3 separate regions of the Mus musculus genome follow, and regions 1 and 2 are each linked to region 3. The links are chromatin loops, found by intact Hi-C in ENCODE. Cell type or tissue: left cerebral cortex. All regions are shown on one strand. Each heading gives the region's core, and the rest is flanking DNA. Links, peaks and the distances in the headings are about the cores only.

What was found. Hi-C counts contacts between places; a loop is a spot of excess contacts. Peaks named below come from ENCODE experiments on the same cell type or tissue, not always from the same donor. Only the 100,000 strongest peaks of a DNase experiment are listed, where the experiment ranks them.
Region 1: it touches region 3 in a loop (7-fold over the local background); 6 of 42 quality-filtered maps call a loop at or near these places.
Region 2: it touches region 3 in a loop (6-fold over the local background); 15 of 42 quality-filtered maps call a loop at or near these places.

The regions. Positions count from the first base shown.
Region 1 is chr12:70,723,200-70,731,062 of GRCm38, forward strand. Gm40437 (a long non-coding RNA gene) reads right to left here. Exons shown (of 3, transcript XR_872802.2): 3 at 6,093-6,477. Among named protein-coding and RNA genes, the nearest start is that of Gm40437, 15 kb to the right of the region's middle. In left cerebral cortex, for the core only: no CTCF peak of the experiment used is centred there; DNase peaks (open chromatin) are centred at 4,435 and 4,864; H3K27ac peaks cover 2,150 bases.
Region 2 is chr12:70,500,939-70,508,801 of GRCm38, forward strand. No RefSeq gene overlaps it. Among named protein-coding and RNA genes, the nearest start is that of Gm32219, 31 kb to the right of the region's middle. In left cerebral cortex, for the core only: no CTCF peak of the experiment used is centred there; no DNase peak of the experiment used is centred there.
Region 3 is chr12:70,821,829-70,829,691 of GRCm38, forward strand. It overlaps Frmd6 (FERM domain containing 6), which reads left to right and starts at 3,686. Exons shown (of 14, transcript NM_028127.3): 1 at 3,686-3,745. In left cerebral cortex, for the core only: a CTCF peak has its summit at 3,803 (motif pointing left); DNase peaks (open chromatin) are centred at 3,100, 3,606, 4,207, 4,642 and 2 more places; H3K4me3 peaks cover 3,761 bases; H3K27ac peaks cover 3,841 bases.

The sequences.
Region 1 (7,863 bases), core at 1,839-6,838, 98 kb before region 3:
CAGGCCATGAAGAACACTGCAGGCCATGGGAGCACTGCATACTGGCTTGCTCCCCATGGCTTGCTCAGCTGCCTCTTCATTACCCTAGGACCACCTACCCATGGTCATTGACCCTAATCATTAATCAAGAAATCTCCTACAGACTTGCCTACAGGCCAATTGAATGGAGGTGTTTTCTCAGCTGAGGTTCCATGTTCCTAGATAACTGTACTTTGTGTCAAGTTAACAACAACAACAAAAAACCCTAAGAGGCACAGATACTCACCTGAAAACAAAACTTAAAAGAAACAAATACCAAAGTCAATAAAGAGCAGTATTGGGTTAGAGCATGATGTAGGCTTGTTTAATTTCATGATATACTTGATTACAAGTCAGGCTGAAAGTCTTATTTTAGAAACTGATTGTCTATTTCTAGGCCTCCAACAGCCTTTGGGGCCAGGATTATGGTGTGAATGGGCATGTCTTCCAGAAAAGAACAGCAGCAAACAGCTTGTCTTCTCTGAACTCTGCCCTTATCCCCTGAATTGCCATGTCTCCCCAGCTAGAATATTCTACTAGAGGTGAGGACCATGCCTGAAACACTAACCCTCCTGCACCAGGCGCATGCTCACTGACCTGAACCAACGTTACCACGGTGCCAAAGCCGGCTCTGCTAATGCTGAGAGCCACAGGACAGCACAAAGAAATTGACCCTGGGGAACAATCTGCGTCCTCCCTTCTCACCTCCAATCACAGTTGCTTTGGGAGGTGCGAAGGGCTTCAGTTATTTGCTCTCTTTGACTGCATGCCGCATATTGTTTAAACTGGAGCCAACTGATGTGTGGACGTGGAACGGCCGCAGCTTCCCTGACATTTTGGTGAAAATGTCATTTGTGCTTGTATGTCCCAACTCCCTCAAGATGCTCTTCCCCTAGACAAATGAGCAGAGTCCATCTCATAAAAAATGATACTCTAATTCCAGCTCAAGATTCCTAAAAAAGCAGGACACGGTGGTACAGCTCTGTAATCGTAGCCCTCAGGAGGTGGAGGCAGAAGGAACTCAGGTCGTCTTCTACCACATAGTGAATTTAAGGCTAGCCTCGGCTGGGACTACAGGTGCATGTCCTCGTACCCTGCTCCTTTTGTGGATGCTGAGGCTCCAACTTGGGTCCTCATGCTTTTGAGCCAAGCACCTTCCCACCTGAGCCATCTCCTCACCCATGGGGCCAAGAGTGGTGTTGAAAGACTTCCTTTGTCCTTTGTCATGATGATCTGAAGACAAGATCCTTCAGCCATGCAGATTCTCTTCCAGCACCAGAGCTGTTTCTGCCTGTCTCTGACTGTCCTTCAGACCCCTACATCTTAGGCCAGGCCCTGCTACCCACAACCAAGAAACAAACTTGCCCTGTCTCAATGGGTAACTGAATGGTAGGAATTATCATAATCCAGAAGGTTTTATTTTTGGGTCACTATCTCCTTTAGCTTCAGCACTTTGGAACGTGTTTTTAAGCACATACAACTTTTATAATAATTTTCTTGAAAGATGACATAGAGTCTTAGGTTTCCTGTAAAAGAAAGATTGACCTAAAATACAGAGGATTAGAAGAAAACAAAAGATCAGACACCATAATAGCAGACACAAAGAACCAACATTAGGCATTTTGGTGAATAGATTATGAAATCTTTATATAAATGAACATATAAAAAATGTACTACATATGTATGAACAAATACATATATTGTGGGGCCTATTAATATATCATGGGATGCCTGCTATGATATTTTATGTATTTGTGTATATGTAGACCTTGCTTTGGCTTTTGTTAGTTGGCCTAACAGAGGACCACATGGGACTATTCCTATTTACCCTTAACTGTTATGTTCTCAGGAAATACCAGAAATAATTTATATATGCAATAAATGGAATGTTTTCATCATTTTATAAGCCCCTTTTTAATCTGATAATCCCCCCCCGTGCTATTGATTCTAAACCAGTGTTTGAACAAGGTAATGCCTAGAATATGGTTTAGCGTATCATGATGCATAATTAATATGTGGAATCAATGAGTAAATTTTAAGTTTTCTAATTGAGTTTCCTGTAAATGGAGTAAGTTTAGTGATAAATCGCTGTCGAGGATGGCAGGTGGGTCTTTACTGGCGTTGGCTGGTGGACTCTCCCCTGCAAGCTCTTCAGATGACCTACAGATCTGATGTTGGTATCCTGATTCCACACTGCATTCTGACAGGTATTTTTCCTTTTGTAATTCTGAGATCCTGGGTACAGTGTTTTCAGGGTCCAGAGAAGCATCAAGAAGGATGCCAAGTGCCCTTGGATCTCTGCCAGTGTGCATAGACCTTGGTGGTTCTAGGTGACAAGCAGGAATTCCACATGTGGAGTTCACTGGGCATGATGCAGCTATAAACTTGCTGGGATCCTTCTGCAAGCCTGGATTGCCCACCTGCTTCCCAAGGGCAGCCACTATTAAATTTCATTCAAGTCACAATATAAGGCCCTGGAGTACAAGATCTCAAAGAAGCCAACTGTTAGATAATGTAGATGAAAGTCCTGATTCTGAAGTAATGGAAACTAACTTACTTTAAAATGTAACAGCACAAAAACCAAACAAAATTCACACAGGAACATTGTGCCTCTGGGATAGACCAGGAAGAGGTTCATATTGCCTACGAGATGGCAGGGACCTGAATACCAGATGTGAGACTGCTTTGCCATAAACAAGGGACACAGACTTCCAATCTCCCAGACCTGGATCTTCAGTGACTCCTGCAGGAAGTCACAGGTCTGCAGACATCAATTCTGCTAGGTGATTATCATTAGGGCAGTTCAAAGAAAAGACGGCCATTGGCTAGTAGACCTATATTATTAATAACTTCTGTTTCTATAAAGATCTCCTGAAATAAATTGCTAAATTATCATCCCTTAGAACTCTTCTGGAATTCAAAGTCTCTACTGTCTCTAATGGCAACCAATGTCATCAACAGACAAATCCTAAATGATGGGAAATGTCATTTTAGGATAATAGTATTAATAGTCTTCACAATTGTTATTAAAATATATTCTTTCCTAAAAATGTCCTTAACTGTGCAGAATGGCAACATGACTTTTATCACATAGGGTTACATCAAGATGAAAGCAAGAGATTATGGGATCCTTGATAACCAACAGCAAAAAGAAACACAGGACATCTTCCTTATAGTTTAAATTACTTATGAAGAAAGCAGATGGCTAGTCACTCTTAATGGTTCAGCATTCACAACTATTTGGGATGGTTGAAGGATGACTGACAAAGTCACTGCCCAGGAAAATTTTTTTATTTAAATTTAAAAGACAGAGAATAATAAATAAGACAACCATAAGAAAAGAGGCATGGGGGAGATGCATCCCCCAAAAGGTTACATTCAATGAAATGGCTGCTTGGGGAACATTGTATATATCTGAATTTGCTTTCAATACTGAGCTGGTAGGGTTCTCTCTGGGACTATTAGGTTTCAGGTCAATTGGGAGGCCAGAATATGTACATTCTCCACAGTAGAACAGGATCGGCATCCAGGAAACTTTCAGGAGTTCACCTCTTGGGAAACCTGGGAGACGTTAAGAGGGAAAGCATTTGAATGTGGACTTTTGTGAATTCTACACAGCCACACAGAATCCTGCTAGAGTGAGGCAGGAAGGGATGATTTCCAACAGATAAACTCCAATCTGAGCATGAGTCGGTAGGTACACAAGGTAAGGCCTTGGCCGACCCTAGCCCACACCCTCAAAGGTTTCAGGAACCCTGGGAACCCCATGTGATTTTAGGGCGTGCCTGGAGCAGTTGGATGGGTTTACGGATGGATATTATTGAACACTTTCTCTTTGAAATGATGTGTCTGGTAATTAGATTCTCTTTTTTTCTTCATTTTTCTAAAAGCCATCTATTCATCCAAGACATCCTCAGTGTGTATATTCTACCTGGGTTAGGAACAAGAACAGGATTATCTGTCTGTTTATTGCCACCGTGACCAAGCACCTGACAGAAGTCGCTTAAGGGAGAAAGATTTATCTTGCTCACGGTTTCAAAGGGCTGCAGTTCATGGCTTCCTGACTTCCTACAATTGAACGAAAGCGCATGCCAGGGGTAAGGGTTTGTGGATGGGGACCAAGAAAGAGATTGGAGACCAGGTATAACCTTCAAAGGCGTGCCTCCCCCAGTGACCTTCATCCTCCCCCACGATATGTCCCCTAAAGTGTCTACCACTTCCCAAGATAGCACTGGCCTCTGGGGACCAAGCATTAGTCTGTGGGACATATTTCACATTCAACTCATGATCAGTAACGCCCAGACACGAGATCCCCGTGTCCTGGAGGAGCTTGCAGTCTATTGGACACTTGGATTAAGCATTTTTCCAGATGGTGAATGCTTATAATTGGGATGGAGCTGTGGGCGAGGTACTTATTTCATGCCCATTCTTCACGCCCTCTCAGCCTCACTCCCTTAGACAGTCACTGGAGTGACAGCTCGTTCCAGACAAGCTCTGGTCAGCTGCTCAGAGGTATAATTTATCAGCCCTTGGCCTCAGCCCATAGCAGTGTCATGCTTCCTGCCCCAGACCCCACTGATGCTGAAGTGTGAGAACCTGAAGAGAACTCACAATTATCCAGCCTGGAGGTGGTGGGGGTGGGTAAATTAATACCCATGGGGCCACCTTTCTTTGGTGTACTGAGGCTGATAAATTAGTGCCTCTTCCCTTTAGTCTCTGAGTGGTAAACGCCAAGGTGATTTCAACAGACTCCTCAACATGTCTCTTAGGGACTGACAGAACACTGGCTACCAACAGTACTTTCTCTGGCCCTCTCCTCGTTTTGTTTCTCTGCTCCGCCCACTCTGCTCCATGAGTTGGTCCCAAAATAAACTCCCTTTATGTAAGCCTTCTTCAGGCTCTTCAGAGGCCTCACCCTAGGAGAAATATGTAAAGGTTCTGAAAAGGAGTTGGGCATGGTGCGTTCTGGCTGTCATGCCTGTACTTGGGAGGCCAAGGGAAGATCAGGAATTTAAATCTATCCTTAGCTACAGGGTGAGTTTGAAGCCAACCCATACTACATGAGACCTTGTCTCCATAAAACGAATATTTTAAGAATGTGTGTGTGTACAAGTGTGCTCATACACACACACATGAGAAGGCTCAACCTTAGATGTTTGTGTGTATACATTTGCAAACATGCACATGTATGTAAAGGCTAGAGGTCAACTTTGAGTATCATTCTTGAGGCTCAGGCCCTCTTGCTGGCCTGGGGCTTGGTGACTAGGCCAAGGATGCATGTCTCCATCTCTCAAGCACTGACTGATCTTGTGAGCGAGTACAGCCATGCCATGCTTTCTCACAAAGACTCTGGGGATCTGGGCCAGGTCCTCATAAATGTATAGCAAGAACTTTCCTGGTTGAGCAATCTCCTCAGCCAGGAAACTCAACCAGAACTGTGAAGGAATGTCTTAGTCCATGCCCAGCTTTACTAGACCCTCTTCATGTTAGCCCAAGTCCCTTTCCCTTTCTTCCCTTTGAAGAGAATCACAGTCTTAGTTAATATACACCTCTCAGGGAGAGGATATAGTCTTTCTAGTTGAAACCATTTAATTATCGATGACTGATTTAGGGGCGAGCATATGATTCAGCTGAGACTGAGAACTCTAAGAGAAGGTCTGCTAGAGGTTCCTAGAAATGTGTTTCTCTTAGTGCCTATGACTGTCTGTACGTGGATTTGTGCCTAATCCTGTGTTGGTGTCATGTCATCAGGAGGGTGTGCAGTCAGGCATATGATAAGGCCTGCACACTGAGATAGCACAGCCCAAAGTTGATTTGGGGTAGTTTTGTTAGCCTACTGACCTGACTACATTTTCCTTGTGGTTTCCAGTTGAGCTTTATAAACTATTGGATTGTTTGTTTATTTTTAAAGATTTACTTATTTTATATGAGTACACTGTAACTGTATTCATACACACACCAGAAGAGGGCGTTGGATCTCATGGTTGTGAGCCACCATGTGGTTGCTGGGAATTGAACTCAGGACCTCTGGAAGAGCAGTCAGTGCTCTTAACTGCTGAGCCATCTCTCCAGCCCATTGAGCTGCATTTTCTGTTACTATGAAATGGCCATATTCCCCCCAAGGGCCAGTACTACAACCACAAGTCTCAGCCCAGAGTCTCTGCCAAGGATAGACAGAAGCAAGATTTTTCTATTTGTTTCCAAGAGAGAGAATCTCCTAAGGCCTTCTTTTGCCGGAAGCTTTTTCTAATGTCCTTTGGCTTTGAAACATTGCCTACAGTGGAGAGCTAAGAGAGGGAAGGAGTGTGGGTCACCCGAAGGATGAGGGGCAGGCTTTGTGCCCGTGCAGTAGGAAGAAGAAGAATGGAATCGTGAGATCCTTTAGGAGAACAGGCTTCCGCCTCGACGTCAAAGCTGCAGCCAACTGCCCAGGTGTTGCTTTCAGACATGTGGCTGGTTCTAGAACAGGGGTGGAAATGCACAAGATTAATCAGAGTATTCTCTGAAGGCAGACAGCAGCAAAGGACTAAAATAAAACAGAAACATACATAAATAAACATAAATAAAGCAGCACTGAAGTGTCAAAGAGATGAAGGGGCCACTGCGGCAGCTCCCAGCGCTGAGCCTGTAACGTGAGGGAAAACAAATGAAGTCATCTTTGGATTATAACCTAAAACAGGAAATTAGTATTTAAGACTCCACAGTACATAAATGCACCATTTGCTAAATAAATAAATCAGGAGGCAAGGAACAAGTTTTGCTTCAAAACTCCTTTAGTTGATACAGATTCTCTGCCTCAAAGAAATGGTGTTTAAGTCCCGATTTTTCCTGTGAGGATTGTAAACAGTGAGGGCAACAGAGAGAATGAAAAGCTAACAAAGTTACAATGGGTGAGCACTGCAAACACCGACCCAGCCAGGGGTCAGGGGTCAAGGTCAGCATATACATTCTTGGAATGCTCTGATGTAAGAGTCACGGGCCGAGTCTGTGATTGTCCCTGAACCAATAACCAGGGCCTAGTCACAAAGAAAACAGCAGATGAGGCCCCGCTTTCTACAGAGTACTTGCCTAGTACTTCTCAAATGATTATTAAGGCCACTCAAAGTCCAAGAAACTGTCCTAGCCCGCAGGAGGCTTATAAGGTCATAATAAGAAGTAATCATAGTCCAGCACCCCGTGAGGGATCCTGGGACACAGGGTGTTATGTAAAAACCAAGGAATCTGAAAAAAGACTTGACCCAGCTTAGTAACTACACTGGTTACTTTAACGCTGCAGTGACTATAATTACCTGACAGAAACAACCCAAGAGGGAAGATTTTCTTTGGGCTTATAGCTTCAGGACAAGCAAGGCTGGGGGTAGGAGTCTGGAAGAGGGTGCTTACTGACATCCTGTCAGAGAGAAGCTGACACCAGGATCCTGTGATAACTGCTGAAGCTGCACCCTGAGTGACTTCCTTTAGCTAGGCTCTACCTTCTAAAGCCATGGTTCTCAAACCTGTAGATCGCAACCCCTTTGGGGCCGAGCGACCCTTTCACAGGGGTCCCCTGAGACCATCAGAAACCATTTACGTCACGATTCATAACAGTAGCAAAATGGCAACTATGAAGTAGCAGCAAAAATAACTTCATGGTTGAGGGTCACCACAAGGCATGGAACTGTATTAAAGAGTTGCAGCATTAGGAAGGCAGAGAACCACAGCTCTAAAGCCTGCCCTGTCTCCAAAAAGAGAACCGCTCACTCCTGGGAAGAACACACCTGAAACACGAGCTTATGGGAGAGAATCCAGACTCGAACTGTAATATGAATTTGATTATTATTGGTTTGTTCACTCAATGAATGGGAC
Region 2 (7,863 bases), core at 1,839-6,838, 320 kb before region 3:
TGATGAGAATGGTGGTGTTTTCAACAATATTCATCTCTCCAGGAAGAGCTGAAGGTAGATAGGTTAAAACCTATCTTTCTATAGTGCTTTTCCCTATATTCATTTTCAATTTCATTTTTACCACCTACTGTGAGATATGCATTAGCCTTTCCATTTTAGAGGAAGGGCCTGAAGCCAACTCAGTTTCCTAACAATTTTCAAAATGAAGCTGCAGCCAGCACTTAACTTGCTCTTTGTATCTCAGTGTTGGTGAAGATCAGCTATTGGTGGTTTAGTGGCATAAAACCTGCTGATTTTTCATGCTTAAAATAAAAGCATATTTTCTCCATGCCAAATTGTTTCTAAGCCTTTGAGAGAGACTAAGCTGAAGTAGGTTATACCTTGGAGGTATTTCCATTTTGTTATCAGTGTTATTATTAGGCAGAAAACTGCAAATGCAGATTGAAAAAAAAGCCAGTGATGTACATTGTGCATATTTTAAAGTTCAAAATATTCCCCCCTGTCTTGGCCAGTTTATAACAATTTCAGATCAGCATTTGGGAAAAGAGTGGTTGAGGGTCAGGGAGGGGGAGGTCGGTCGCCTTGTATGGCCATGATTTGGATAGATGTCTGTAACTCCTGCGGGGTAGCCCATGTGCCTCAGCATGGCCCTAAGGATCCTGACAAAGTTCCTTTAACACGTTGGTTCTTCATGCCCTTAGGCTTAGGGGTGCAGTCTCCTTCCTCTTGTTTGCCATCCCTATAACCTGGCCCCGCCACATGCTTAGTATTATGCTAATACTGTTCAGCTCCTTAACCACCCTTCTCTGTTGTGCTCTTTGGTCCTAAGCTTGAGAATTTCATATCCCCTTTGCCAGCTACTTTGTTTGGTTTGCCAATATAGACTGGTTCAAGGAACCCAGAAGGCTGGAGGAAGACTCTGTTTCTCCCTCTGCTTGCTCCCTCCATCCCCTACCCCCAATCACACTCCTTTTAGCAGCCACCGCCTCTCTGGATACTGTGATGATGGGTTCCAGCCTCTGGGTACCATCCCCATGGTGCTGCTGTCCAGCAGCTTCTCCTGTCCTTCAGGAGCCTACATCCAACATCTGTGCCCCCCTTTGATCTGGGCTGTAACACCGAAGCTTTGCTTCTGGACCCTGCTGCTTTTTCACACCCCTTTCCAGTTTTGTGTGTGTGGTGCATGTGTGTGCACGCGCTTGCAAACACTTTACACATTCAGATTCTACTCCCCTGCCAATTTTATCAAGGTGAGAAATAAGGAGCAGTGTGTATGAGAACTGCATAATGGGATGCATCGACTTGGCCATGCTGGCAGCACAGTTGGGTAGCATCACATACATTCACCGTGCATCTAATCTCCAGGACTGTTCTCTCTCACAACTCCGAACCTGAACCCATCAAACACCTCCTGTGTGTTCCTTCTAGGCCCTTAGCCATCAATCTGTGGTCTAGATCTACTAATGTGGCTACTTTTCACATGTAATAGAAAGCTCCCCAACCATTTAAAATGAATCCTTCTACCTACTTTTTCTTATTTATAAGTGGTGTGGTTTCTGTTTTCTTGATTGATTGGTTTCTTAGGCTAGGGGGTGATGACTACTTCCTGTTGTTGCCAGTGCCCAGTTGTCTTACCATTCTGATAGTCTGTTCCTACTTTGTGCTCATATTATCTAGTATTGAGATTCATGTTGTCTGGTTTGTCTTTGGAGTAGTCCTGTCTTTTAATAATTTCCAGCTAAATACTTGGAACGTGCCATCGGATTCACCCAATTCTTGCTGCGTTCATGACAGATGAGCTTATGGAACTGTTGGGAGAGAGGATTAAATCAAGTTGACGTGATAGCAAAGCTGAAAGTTCTATGAACTCAAAAACACTGTATAGTATTACCATTATTATACCATTAACACTGTATAGTATTACCATTATTGGTGGTGGTGGCATTCCAGATGAAACTGTATTGGAGGCTCTCCATGTTCCCAATGTCCCTGGAGGCATCAATGTCTGCAAGAGAAGAATAACAAACAACCAAATAGCTACAGCTTTCATTTCAACAGACCCTTTGTGACAGAAAGAAAAGCTAAGATCAGAACCCTGTCTCCTGTCCAAGAGAGGATGTGGGGAAGTTAATTAAAAGTCCATATTCATATTCTCAAGTTAATGTAGGGGAAGAGGCCAGAGTGTCTGTGTCCTTACATGATACTGGCTCCGGCTTCACCAAGCAGGCTCCAATCCAATTTGTCAGTCCCAGCACTCCAGTGACACGTAAATGTCCTCACTTAAAATGAAAAATAAAGTTGCTTTTCCAGAAGAGTAAGAGACTGGAAAATCCCTGACCACCAGCCAGCTTATAAACACCAGGAAACCCAGTCCTGGTCAGGAGTTTCCCTGGCAGGGAACAGGGGGTCCCTGACTCTTTCGGAAGATGTCTTCCCCTCCAAGGGAGTGAAGGATGAAAGGAGAGGCAATGAATCCTCCAGGAGTTGTGTTTCACTCAAGGATCATACGACAGTGTGGCAAGAGGTGGATATTGTGAATGAACCCAGTGAGGAGGACCCTGTTTTTTTCTTGCATGGTGGTTTGGTGGTTTGTGCATTTTGAAAAACTATTCAACACCAACTTCTGCCTGAAGACCAAACAATGTCTAGGTGAGAAATTAAGGGGTGTCTTTAGCAACTGTTAATGGGAAACCTAGATCTCCTGGGCAGGAATTTTCTTCCTCCAAGGCTGGATTGGTCTCTTTGAATTCAGGTAGAACCAAGCATCTTTAAAAAAAAATCTTTAAGTACATGAATGCTGTGATGAGATGCAATAAGACACAGGCAACGTAAGTCCTCAGATGTCCATGGAGTGTATAAAATTCAAGAATGCATTTGCAGGATCTGTGTCATCCAATGAGTAGTCATTAAATGGAGCATCATCCATAAACAGGTTTCCTTCAACTTCAAGTAGTGCATAGTTAATTCTTTCCACCATGAAGAGTAGTTTGTGATGAGGGACTCTTTAGGGGATCTTAACAAGTTTCTTGTATTTATGGGATGTCTCTTTCCACAGTGGTCTTGAAGTCATAGATTAGAGAAGACAAGAGTTGGAAGGCTAGACTTGTTTTTCCACCTCCATCCCTTCCCCCATATTTTCATCGGCAAAAGCAGTCTTTCTCCCTCCTACTACTCAATGAAAGTATGATAAAAAGGAGAAGGGATTGTATCATGAGCTCATAGTACTAGCTTTGACAGCTGAAATATGAGTCATCCACCTGCTTTAGCTTTTAAATCACTAGAAGAAAAAAGACGAGAAACAGGCAGACAGACAGACAGAGATAATTTCATGAAGGTCATGATAAAAAGATACACTGTAGATGAGTAGGTCAGAGTGGCTTTAAGCTCCTTTAAGATAGAATAATGGATGATGGAGCGATGGCTCAGTGGTTTAGAGCACCGACTATTCTTCTAGGAGACCTGAGTATGATTCCTAAAACCCATATGGTGGCTTACAACTATCTCTAATGACTTCAATCTCAAGGGATCTGACATCCTCTTCTACCCTCTATGAATACCAGGCACATACATACTCACAGACATATATGCAGGCAAAATACTCATACTCATAAAACAATAATATTTTTAAAAGATACAATAATGGAGATGGGGCATGAGATAGAGACAAATGATAGAGCACATGCCTAGCACACGAAAGACCCTGAATTTACTCCCAATGCTGCAGAAACAAACAAACAAAGACAAACTAATGAAAACAAGTAATAACATTGCAGGAAGGGGCAGGGATACTCATTTACCATTATCCTAGTCTTAGTTGGAGTTATTTTCTTCTACAGCTTTGTTGTGACCACTAGTTGGCTACAGCATTAGCGTGCAGGCAGGATTATTGAATTGAGCCACATTTGAGTGATTCTAGAATGTACATTTTTCTCCTCTCAGTATCTCTGGGGATATATTGATGGTGATGGCCAGGTTCAGGGAGTATGCAGTTGTTAGGAAGATAGTCATAGCAGCTTTTGTTGTCATCCCTTCAGCTGAACTGAGTGCATCTAGAGGATAGTAGAATTAGGGTTCAATTGCCATTCAGAAGGTCCTCAGAAAGACTAAACCATGGTTTGACAGTGAAGAGAAGAGTATCACTTCCCTTGAAACAGAGAGGCGGGCTTTCATTTGATGTCTGTGAAGCAGATATGCATGCTCTGAGAAACGACCATATCCGAAAGCTTCCCCAACTCTAAACTAGGAAGAGCCAGCCATCCCTTAGGTAGATGAGGCTATTGCTAGGTATGCAAAAAAGGGTTGGCTATCACAAACCCAACTGCAGAAACTGTTTGCATCCCAGTTAGTGAAACCTGCAAGCAAGCAGAAGGTGGTGTGACTGGAGGAAGCGTCTTATCGTGAAGGTTAAAAGAAAGTTGTTTTCATTTCTCATTTTTGCTTTTGTTTGTTTGTTTGTTTGTTTTTTGGTGGTATATGAGAAAGTATGTTTTACACACTATAGAAAATGGTGAAATGCAGTATTACACTATCCAAGGAGCCATCACCATCTCTATAGAAAAATGATAACAGTCCCTTTACTGAGAGCCACCTCTGCTGAGACTGACTGCAGAGTTAGCCCATGGTTACCCACACAGTGTGAGAGCAGGGACATCTTGCATACCTACAATCCTTTGCATCTGCTTCACCAATGTGAGAACCTGTCCTCCTCTTAGACATCAACTCGACATCCACAAAGGATCAAACAAACAAACAAACTTATAGATCTTGATTTAAGCAAAGGACGTTGAGTTTCAGGATACTTCTTAGAAAGCAGCCAAACCAACCTGTATTTCGCAAAAGTCTATCAGCTGCAGTACCTCACAACATACAGAACGTGACTTAAAGCAAATCTGACTGGTAAATATTTAATTATCTCCAAGATTACACCTTTAAATTTGCCAAGAATGATTATTTCATGAACATCTTAAATTCTGTATAATCAATTATTAATGTCTCTAAAATAACAAAACCACTTGGCGTTAATAAAAGCACCAGCGAATTAAATGTTGCAAATGTCCACATCTCTGCCACATTTTAAAGAAGCAGAACGGGAAGAAAGAGAATACTGATGAATTTGTCTTACTCAGCCCAGCCAACATACCCCGACTGTCCTTCAGGTAGATAAAAATGCTGTAGACATTTCTCCAGCATGTGTATCATAATTATTAATCTGGGCTCCCGGGCACAGTGCCATGAGTTGGTTCCAAAAGGCTTTGTATCTCTGCAGTCATATGGGAAGTCTTGGGTAGCATAAACTATGTGATGCTAGGATGAAGGCTAGACTCTCGGGGCTGTAGATATATTAAATGTGCTCATATTTCAAAGAAAGATGGGATCCAGGAGCCATTAGTGAATATTTGGGTCTGCTGTCTCCTTAGCCCCTCTCAGATAATGAGCACTACCTCGGTGAATATTTTGCTCTAGCAGGAGGCTGGGCATAGAGCAGTGACAACTGACAAGGAGACCTGTGAGTGAAAAGACACTTAGAAAATTGTGTTTTGGTTCTGCCGTGGTTTGTGAATAGGCAGCCAAAATGTCCCTGCTCAAAATAAACAAAGCAAAATCCATTGCATTTCTGTGCCATTCAAGCCTAGCCTGGAACATTGAACTGTGTTTTTAAGTGACAAAGACCAGGCCCAAGCTATTTAGTTGTCCTATCTCTCTAACTGGGCCAGAGATACTCTGTGTGTGATAAGATTGGGGTTTCAAAGGCTGCTCCCCAGGCCTCTGTCACTGTTTGGAGTCAGCTTTTGTTCAAGAGCTTGTGCCTGGAGCATGCGCATTGGTTGTTTGTCAGGCAGTCTCTGGTAGGGTCTTGGAGTTGGCTTTTGCTACTGAGTAACTGCAGGTGATTTTAAGAAAGGAGTTGTAAAGAATTTGGTACTCCAAATGTTAAAGAGGATGAACACATAGACATATGATGAAGAGAATGATAAATGAAGTGAAGTGAGGAAATGGATGTGCTGTTTCTCGAATGTTCTATCCTTCCTGTGTTCAGTCCGCTGGATCTGCGTCTTTGGCTTATCTACTAAGAATGGCCTGAGAAAAGAGTCCCGGAGCCTTTAGCCTCCTTGGAGATGGGTTGCAGGGATTATAGCTGCTTGGAAGTCCCTGTTCCCCACTACCACCTCTGCATTAGCATTTCCTTCTAATAAGGAAAATAATGTGATATCTGAGCCAAACCCATAAGCAAGATTTGTGTGCCAAGCTGTGCTTTTCCAAGCCCCTGACCCTATGAGGGCCCGGAAGAAGAATGTCTGTAGCAACAGCTCTGAAGCCTTCCATCTTGGAAGAGGCAGAGAGGCAGAGTGGAAGAGTAATGGCCCGAGGATTCTAAGTCATTTAGCGATCCATTTATTCAGCAAATACCTGCTTGCCTACCACCTACTCAGCACTGTATTAGGATTCAAGGGGATATGAGACACAGTTCCTATCCTTGAGAGGGTCTCATGGTTTTCAGAGTAGATCTGAAATTTCTACAGGAGAGAGGATTGGATCTTGCTAGCTGGAGAGATGGCTCAGTGGTTAAGAACACCCTCTGCTCTTCCAGAGGTCCTGAGTTCAATTCCCAGTAACCACATGGTGGCTCACAACCATCTGTAATGAGATATGATGCCCTCTTCTGGTGTGTCTAAAGACAGCTACAGTGTATTCATATACATAAAATAAATAAATCTTTAAAAAAAAAGAAACAGAGAGTGACAGCTACATTCTTTTGGTGATTCACTATTGCATAGTGGTAGATAATCTGTTTATTTAAAAACTAATGGATATGCTGAGTGGTCAAAGAAACATCTACCCACCTATCTGACATAACACCCAGTCTCTTGATTTCTACAAAAGTGTGGATCGAATCCCTTTTAAATATCTATCAGTTGGTTGTTTATGATATTTGTAAGTGTTGAGAGGCGTGTGGCATCGTGAGGGCTCATAAAAGGATACCTGGTTCAGGGATGGACTTAAAGCAGATATTTCTTAAGCAAGTAACTCCAGCTGAATAAGAGAATAAGAGGAACGTGGACTGAGCACTGGGATGGGACCTTGCCAGGAAGACTGAAGCCTGGGAATGTGGTCCAGCAAGGTTAGAAAGAAACAGATAAGCCCTGTGTAGGTTTTCTTTCTGCTTATTGTACGTGATCTTGAGACATGTTCTCATCTACAAAGGACTCAACCCGACAAGGTTGTAGCAGGTATGAAGAACTGTCTTGTAAAATGTAACTTTATAGAAGCAAATTATCATGGGCTGCAATGTCTGGAAACTCTTATTTCCTCTCCTGAAAATTGTCAGATGGTTTTGGTTCCCACTTGGGATACCCTCAGCCACTCAGAAAGCCTTCTGTGCTAATGGAAGCTGGAATATGCACCCTGTTACTGGTCTCCAGATGTCCTGTCCAGGGTCTCCTGTAAACTCAGCCAGAAATGCATGCCTTTCTGTAGCCTGTAGGCTCCTGAGAAGGAGCAGCCTTTCTGATTTCTGGGGGCACCATCACTTGGATTTATTCTCTCCATTTTTTTCAGGCTCAATGAATTCTAGCACTTGTTTTCTTTTGATTTCTTGTTTGACAGCAGCAGCCCATATTTAGATAAACATCCATTTTTTAAAAATAATCCATTAAGTCCACATTAATAAAATCTGTAGACACGAATGGGTTGACATTGCCTTTGGTGGTAGGTGGCTCCACCAAAAATGGGATTGCATCTCATATTTGCATGAATTTTGCATATCAATTCCAAATGGTTCTGAAATGCCCAACGGAGACTCTGGATTGAGATGAGACCTGTGCTCATCCTGCCTGTGTCATCTGCCCTCAGGCAGAGTTTCTA
Region 3 (7,863 bases), core at 1,161-6,160:
AAGCAGAGTTTGGTTTAATACAGCATGCACAGGATATAGGATACAGTCTGCATGGTTTTATGCAGCATGTAAGAGAATATCAGAGTGTGTGTGGTTGGTTCTATGCAGCATTTAAAGGATATAGAACACAATCTGGATGGTCGGTTTTACCACAAACTTCACAGTCTCAGCCCTGGAAAACTAGAATGTTCAAATACTACAGAGTTAGAAGGAAGGCTCCATACATTAAGGCCAGGAGGGCCCTGCCCAGTCTTCCTTTCCTGCAAAGATGTGACCCAGTTTGAAGGAAGGCTCTGAGCTCTAGGAGTTGCAGGTCACATGGCAGTGGCAGGGCTGGCCAAAGGGACACTGCTGCTAACTCAGGGGCTCTTGAGGGATTCCTTGTGAAGATGAGATGCTGTCTCAGAGTGAGGCTTCTCACTGCACATCAGATGGGGAGGACAGGACAGGGCTCACAACAGAAAACAGAGCAGCGGTCGGGATGGATTCCCACAGCGTGAACTCACCAGTTTCTGACTTTTGTGTCTACATGTGGATCTTAAAAGACCCAGCGCCGGGTTTCAGCTCTTGATTCCTCAATGGCTCTCTGAGAACACTGAGAAATCAGAGAAAGGACAAGAATTACCACAAGTTGAAGTTAATCGGGAATACATAGCAACACCTTGTTATAGACAGACAGACAGACAGACAAACAGACAGACTAAATTCGTATTCCTCTCGACTCTCAGGACGGTTGTACGGTTATCATGCTTTAAAAGAAAGGCATGCTTCTGGATGCTCTCTTACTCTGAGTCCCTACCTGAAAACATTCTAACCTCTGACCCCCAAGTATTTCTCCATTTAATATGGGGATATTACAAATGTTCCAAAGCCACGTTTCTATAATCCAGGCAGTACATAGTCGTTGCTAATCTCTGGGTGATCCCAATATGCTGACAGATTTGAGAAGGACTGGTTCCTAGGCAAACTTCTGTTCCCACAGTGTCTGATGTTTTTCCTGGAGGCTCCAGGCTGAGCACTGCTGCTCCAGAGCATCTCTGTGGCACCACTGAGGATGCTGCAGCTCTGGAACAGCACGCCCATCCTCCCAATCTGCTGTAAGATTCAGGGGGGTCTTTAACCTTTGAACCCCGGGGCTAACCCTATGCTCCATTGTTGGGAGTACTTAATACACCCATGGACTAGAGCCAAAGAAAAACAACGCGAAAAATGATGATATGTAAGTGCTTCTGAAAAAGTAATCATTGAAGATGTGCACGGATGCATCACTTGGTGAAGTATTCCACTTCAGAGAAACATCTCATCGGACCAGCGAAAATAAACTAGATCCCATCGTCAGAGGATAAAACCAGACCACATACAGACCTGCTGCATTCTTCATTGTAAGGAGCACATTAAGAGCCCATCCTGTGATAAGAAACACATCCTTTCTCAGTCCCCTTTAGTTGGCTGCATGCTGCTTCCAAGGGGCATTTTATAAAGTTTATAAAACCAACTTAGATAGCTTGAAATGGTTTACAAAAATATATCATGTAAGAGTGATTATTGTGGTCTTCACACTGTTAATATGACCATTACAATTCAGAAAAAAAAAATTTCACATAGTAAATTTTACCACAATCTAGCCCTGGACAATAAGTCTGATCTCACACTTTCTTTTTTTAAAAAAAGCTCCATAAGATACTTTGCTCTTTGGGTTACCTAATTGCTTTATAATCACAGTTATGTTTCACAGTCTAACAATATGCTGGGGTTTTTTTCTCTGCTAGATTCTCATATATGAAACCTGAAAATAAGTCAGATTTAGGAAACTTTTTTCCAAAATAGTACTATGTTTCTTGTTTGTATGCTGGTTTATCTCATTAGACAGCAGTTGATTACCAATTAATACCCAATTTGCACTCATCCGGAGTAAATATAAAAAGAGAGAAAAATATCTTTTTTTGTACGTGCTCACACTTGTGGAAGCCAGCAACAACTTACTATTCACGGTCTCCAAAATGGAAAGGCAATTGAAAGGTCTGCTGGATAGTTGTTTTGGAGTCTTTTGTTTGTTTTGTTTTGTTTCCAAGACAAGGTTTCTCTGTGTAGTCCTGGCTGTCCTGGAACTCACTCTGTAGACCAGGCTGGCCTCAAACTCAGAGATCCACCTGCCCATCTCTGCCTCCTGTGGGTTGGGATTAAAGGTCTGCGCCACCATGGCCCACCAGGCTGGCTGGCTAGTTTTTATGTCAATTTGACACAAGCTAGATTATTTGGGAAGAGGGAACTTCAACTCTTGAGACCTGCCCCCAACCACACTGGCCTTTGGTGAATTTTCTAATTGATGATTGATGTCAAAGGGCCCAGCTCACATGGAAGGGAGAGGGGCTACAGTCCCTGGCTTGGTGGTCCTACATACATAAAGAAGCAAGCTGAGCCTGGCCGGTAAGAAACACTTTTCCACGGCCATGCCGGGTTTCTGCATTGAGTTCTTGTCTTGATTTCCCTCAGCGACGCAGTGTGACTTGAGAGCTGTGTGCAGAAATAAACGCTTTGGTTTGGTTTGGTGTTTAATCACAGCAATCAGCTATTTCAAATACAGCTTCTATGGGGTATCAAGTGTTCTTCCTCAGGTGTCTGCACCTACATGAAAAAGCTAGAATCTCAGATTCTCCTCACTGGAGCAGCACCATCCACAAAACACTTAGAAGCTTGTAACTGTGGGTGGCAGTGCCCCCACCACACACACACACTTAAGCTGCTAGACACCTAAGCAGGTCCAGATAGGTGCAGCACAAACAAGTGGACTTCGCTTCTTTACCCGACTACCAAAAGGAGCAAAGAACCCTCCATTCCTCTTGGGATCTTTGGGGTTATTGAAATCTTCTAGGGCTGTCTTTTGCACTGCTCACAGCCAAGCCGGCAACCTTCACCAAGGGTACACATCATTTTGAGGGCCACAGGCAGCGGCTGTTTCAACCTGGGGAGACAGACTGAGCGGGGGCGGATGGGCTTAGGCGGCACTCACAGCCCACATGCAGGATAAAAACCGTGAGGTCGAAGTGGGCGCCTGACGGGAGGGGGATAGAGGAATCACGAAATCTCCTCTTCTCGCAGGGGCCGCCCCAGTTCAGATTTATTAAGCCGCAGCTCACGTAAAACAACCACCCCCAGGTAACCCGTCTAGGCCTGTGAGGGAGAGGCTAGGGACTAGGGTGTGCGGGAGGATGGGGGGGGGGGGGGCATGAGCGGAGAAGGGGACCATTCCGAAGGAGGGGAGGGCGGACAGTCTATTACCCTCGCACCGAAGCCTCTGTCCCTTTGGGAAAGGCATGCAAAGCATATCTCACTCTATATAACCCACTTGAGCCCGACTCGGTTATCCGATGTCACCCGCGTCCCCTGGTCCCTGGGTCTCTTCACCCCTCCGCAGGACTCTTGGTTGGGTCCGGGGCGGAGCGGGGCGGGGCGGGGGGGGGCAGCGCTCCACGTGCAGCCGCGATCACCCCAGCTCTCTGCTTCTTCCGCTGCTCGGTCTCCGCCTTCAATTTGGGGCGGGGCGGGGCCTCGAGCAGGGAGGGCGTGTCTCGGGCGGGCCGTGGGCGTGAACTCGAGGGGGCGGAGCGGAAGGCGTGGGCGGGGGGCGGGGCAGCTGCAGCGTTGGTCTGGCGGCAGCAGGAGTGCTGGGAGCTGCGAGTAGGCTCGGCGCCGCTGGAGCAGACGCCGGTTGTGAGTCGGAAGCCTGGCGCTGTCGACTTTGGAGGTACGCGCGGGAGCGGGCGCCGGCCTGCTGGCCCCCTTTCTGGGACGGCGCGCCCTGGCCGCCGCTGTGCCCCCTGCTGGTCTAAAGTGCGATTCCCGGCTTTGCCGCTCTCGGCGTCTTTCTTCTTTCTCACGGGGCTCTGGGCGTCGGGCACCGGGCGGGCAGGTCGCCTCTCCGCGAGTTGGAGCTCGCCCACGCCGGGGCGGGAGGCCCGGGGCCCCCGGGCAGCCTCGGCCGCGAGGGAAGCGCGGAGCTAGGGGGCTGGGCTCTGCGTTCCTGCGCCCCGATCTCCGAGACTCTGGCTCGAGGGGTGCCTGCCTGTAGCGCCCCGTCCGTAACTAGCTGGGACGAGCCGTGAGTCCCGCGTACCCGAGCGATGTGCGGTATTGCCTGTTGTGCGCGCAGGCCGGACAGCCCACTTCGGGAAGGCACCCCAGCGCGTCTGTCCGGTATCCCCGCCAGTGCCTAGTGTGGGAAACCCTGAAGGGGGCCTTGGGGACACACGAGTCCCGGGTGCGGCCTGCAGAATTTTGGTTTCTGGAGGAACTTAACACGACCAGGTAAAGGAGACCACTAGCCTCCCCTCCGGGAAAGCGGGGATGTGGACAGCTCGGGGCCACCCAAGTGAAGTCTACAGGATTTAAACAACACTTGGAGTTCTAGAATGGCTTAGCCTGATGGTGGAGCGCTTTCTTAAAGGCAGGAATGGATGGAAAGCTGTCAAAGCAAGCACATTTAAAGTTGAGATAAAAGCTGGAACAATTTTCAGACCGTACAGTTGTGTGGCTAGTGTCGGAAGAAATTCTGGCTCAGTGGCCCCCTTACACCTTTGGGGGATTTGTTTATTTATTTATATAAGCGGCCAGTCTGTTTTGCTAGCATTGCACCCCGGGAGCTGTGTAGTGCCCACTGCGAGGAAGGAAAACTTGTGCAAGGATTCTCGGCGCGTTTGAACGTGGAAGGGAAAGCGTACCTTGCCAGATTTTCCACGCATGATTCCCCCCTTTCTTTGGACCGAGTGGTGTTTGTTTACCGGTCTTCGAAGCATCCACCTACATTTAGTTTTTGCACGAAATACCCACTGTTGCCACAGTGTGTAGTTTGGGGATTAGAGAATGCTTTTGGAGAAAACTGCTAGTGGCTTCATTTTCCAAGAATGTAAGTCATTTCCTTTCTGTGGTTTCAGGGAGTTGATATTTCACAGCATCAAAAACTCTGTGGGGAAAATTTTCCGTAATACATCTGTCATTTAAAAGGCCTGTGACTTTTGAGTTTTCTTAAGAACAGAGCATAAATTTAGGCCCGACTTTGTTGAAAGGACAAAAAGAGTTTTTGTTTGTTTGTTTTCTCTTATCCCGAATCTAGAGCATTGAGAGTGCTGTAGAAAGTTGTAACAGCCAAGACCTACAAATGGCTTGCAGGATGGAGAGTGGGGGAGGGGAAGAGAGCAGAATGGAGCAGGAAAACAGATGCCTTTTGCTTCGGTCCTTTGTAGTAAAACTTCTAGCACCTAATCATTTTCCTTGGGTGTGGTTTTGAGAAATTATAGTTTTACGTTAAAAATGAGAATACTCCACAACTGGAGGTGGTTGACATGGAAATGTGAGGGTTTTAAGGGGAGGGTATGTTTATAAACATACTCACTTAATATTTTATAGTAAAGGAGACCTCTGGTAGATTATTGGATGGCGAGGGTCCCCCCGGGGATATCCTATATCAAGTTATCTGCAGGATATCTTCTCCAGAAAGCAGACTGACTGTAATAAGAACTACCCCCCCTTTCCCCGCCCACCTACCAGCTTTGAGTGGCTTACAGAAATACCTGCGATCTGACACAGTCACAGCTCTTGCAGGGCTCAAAACATTTTGAGCCAGGCAAATCTTCTGACTTTCCCATCGCTTCCTTTTTGGGGTTAGCAGGGGTTAAGACATCAGTTTCAGATACACAGTCTGAGGGTGTAGATTTGAGATACCCCGAGCTTTACAGGAAAATACCCGAAAGCAACACGGGCAGGCTGGAAGCCCTCCTTTTAAAACAAAATGCTCCCGTATGCTATACAGGTTTTTTAAAAATCTGCCATTCAACTGGGTTGGCTGAATTGGGGGCTGTTGGAGACCATTCCACATTTAACTATGCTTATAAAGCTTTTGGCTTTCAGAACTTATGACATAATGGGCTGTGTAGCCTTTTGTGGCAGTTGCTTGGAATGCAGGTTTCAAATAGAATTGTTTTGGACAGAGTCCTCAGTTTTTAAGAGTTCTGTGTAAATGACTCCTGTCTCACAACTAAGTTTCTGATAAAAGAATTCTTTGTAGTTTTCAACTTGAATGTTTTACGTTTTGATTTCTAGAGCCGTGTTTTCTTTCTTTTTCTTTTTTTTAAATAAAACCTGCAAACAATTATTTTATTACATGAAAGCCAGTACCAAGAAGAGATTAATTCAGTCCAGATGTAGAAATGTATGTGAATTGTAGGTTTGGGTGATCTCAACAAGTTTGCCTTTTGTTGATGAGGCTGTCTGGATCCCAGATGGCATCCACAAATTATCCCATAGGCCTGTTTCTGAATTGAAGTCTGAATTTCATGGGCTTTCTCCAAAGTCGCTTTAATGTTATTTTAAATCTTCTCAAGAGTAGAAAGCTTTCTGGACATACGCAGAGAGGGCTATTTTCCTGTTATTCCTAATTGAGCCTCATAGTGACCTAGTGTAGTACATGGAGTCTGTTTCTGGATGTAAGAGCAGGAGGTATATACCCTTTAGGGTAACTAGCCTTAAAGAGGGTTGGTTTTAGTTATTTGAGTCTAGCTTTTCTTTTCTTCTCTTCTCTTTTCTTTTTTTAACGGGAGTTGGGGCAGGGGACAAACAAATTTCAGGTGTTTACAGCCTTCAATAGAATTCAGCTATAAGAGTTTGTGGCTTCAAGTTATTTTGTTGTTTGATTAACCTCAACCCTCTGCCCCCTCCTTACTCTAAACAAGCACAGTTTAAATGAGAAAATTGAATGATTGTTTTCCGAGAGTCAGGGTTCCTCTCTGCAACAGCCCTGGGCCTGGAACTCACTGTGTAGACCATGGTAGCCTTGAACTGGAAGAGAACTGCCTGCCTCTGCTTCCTCTGTGCTTGGGTTAAAGATGCCCACCGCCACACCGGGCCAGACTGATACATTTTTAACCAATCCATCAGTACTCCACACAAGCTCTGATGGACATTTCCAACCTCCTGTTTTTAGGAAGTCATTGTATGATTGTGGGGTTTGTTTTGTTCTCGTTGTTTTTGTCTTTTGATTAGTTTGTTTTGTTTTGTTTTGTTTGTTTTTTGAGAGAGGGTCTCACTATATAGCTCTCTGGCTTGTCCTGTGTAGACCAGGCTAGCCTCAGACTCACAGAGATCCACCTGCCTCTGCCTCCTAGTTCTAGGATACTAGGATGAAAGGTGTGAGCCACCACCTCTGGCTTTTGTTTGGCTACATAACAACACATTTGGTAACTTTGCTATGTTCTGGTTATGTGTGAAACATGATTTCTGTGAAGGTGTTTTATGAATAGTGAAATTTTAATTAAAGCCCATCTTCTCTAAAGCTGAGCAGGAAAAGTGGTATTGCTGGCTTCTCTGGCCAAACTCTGGATAGGGGATAGTTGAGAGGGCTTTTCAGTTTGCCCGTTGTCCTGGAGAAGGGCTTTGCTGATCTATGTAAGTAAGAAGAAACAAATTAAAGGAATAATTTAAGAGGAACTAGGTAGCAGAATATTGAGCACTGGGTTACTTGAAAAATTTAAACTTAGAAGGATAAATAGTGAAAAATCAATGCTGAAGTAGGAAGAACTTTTTATCTGAAAATAGAAATTAAAAGAATATCTTTCTAGCTGGGCAAAGGGCAAATTCGGGAATTGATGTGCCTAGGGGTCTGTATACAGCCTGGAATGAGCTGGCAATTGATTGTTGTCCTGGAAACCTTGCCTCCCTTAATGTTGATTCACCAGTTTGCTGTTAAGTGGTGTGTATGGGCTGACTGTCATTACTACTCACCCCCACCCGGCCACATCTCCTGTTAAAGAATGGAAACTTTTGTGTGTAAGTGCTAATGATTATACAGACATTTAATTGGTCAGTAGCATT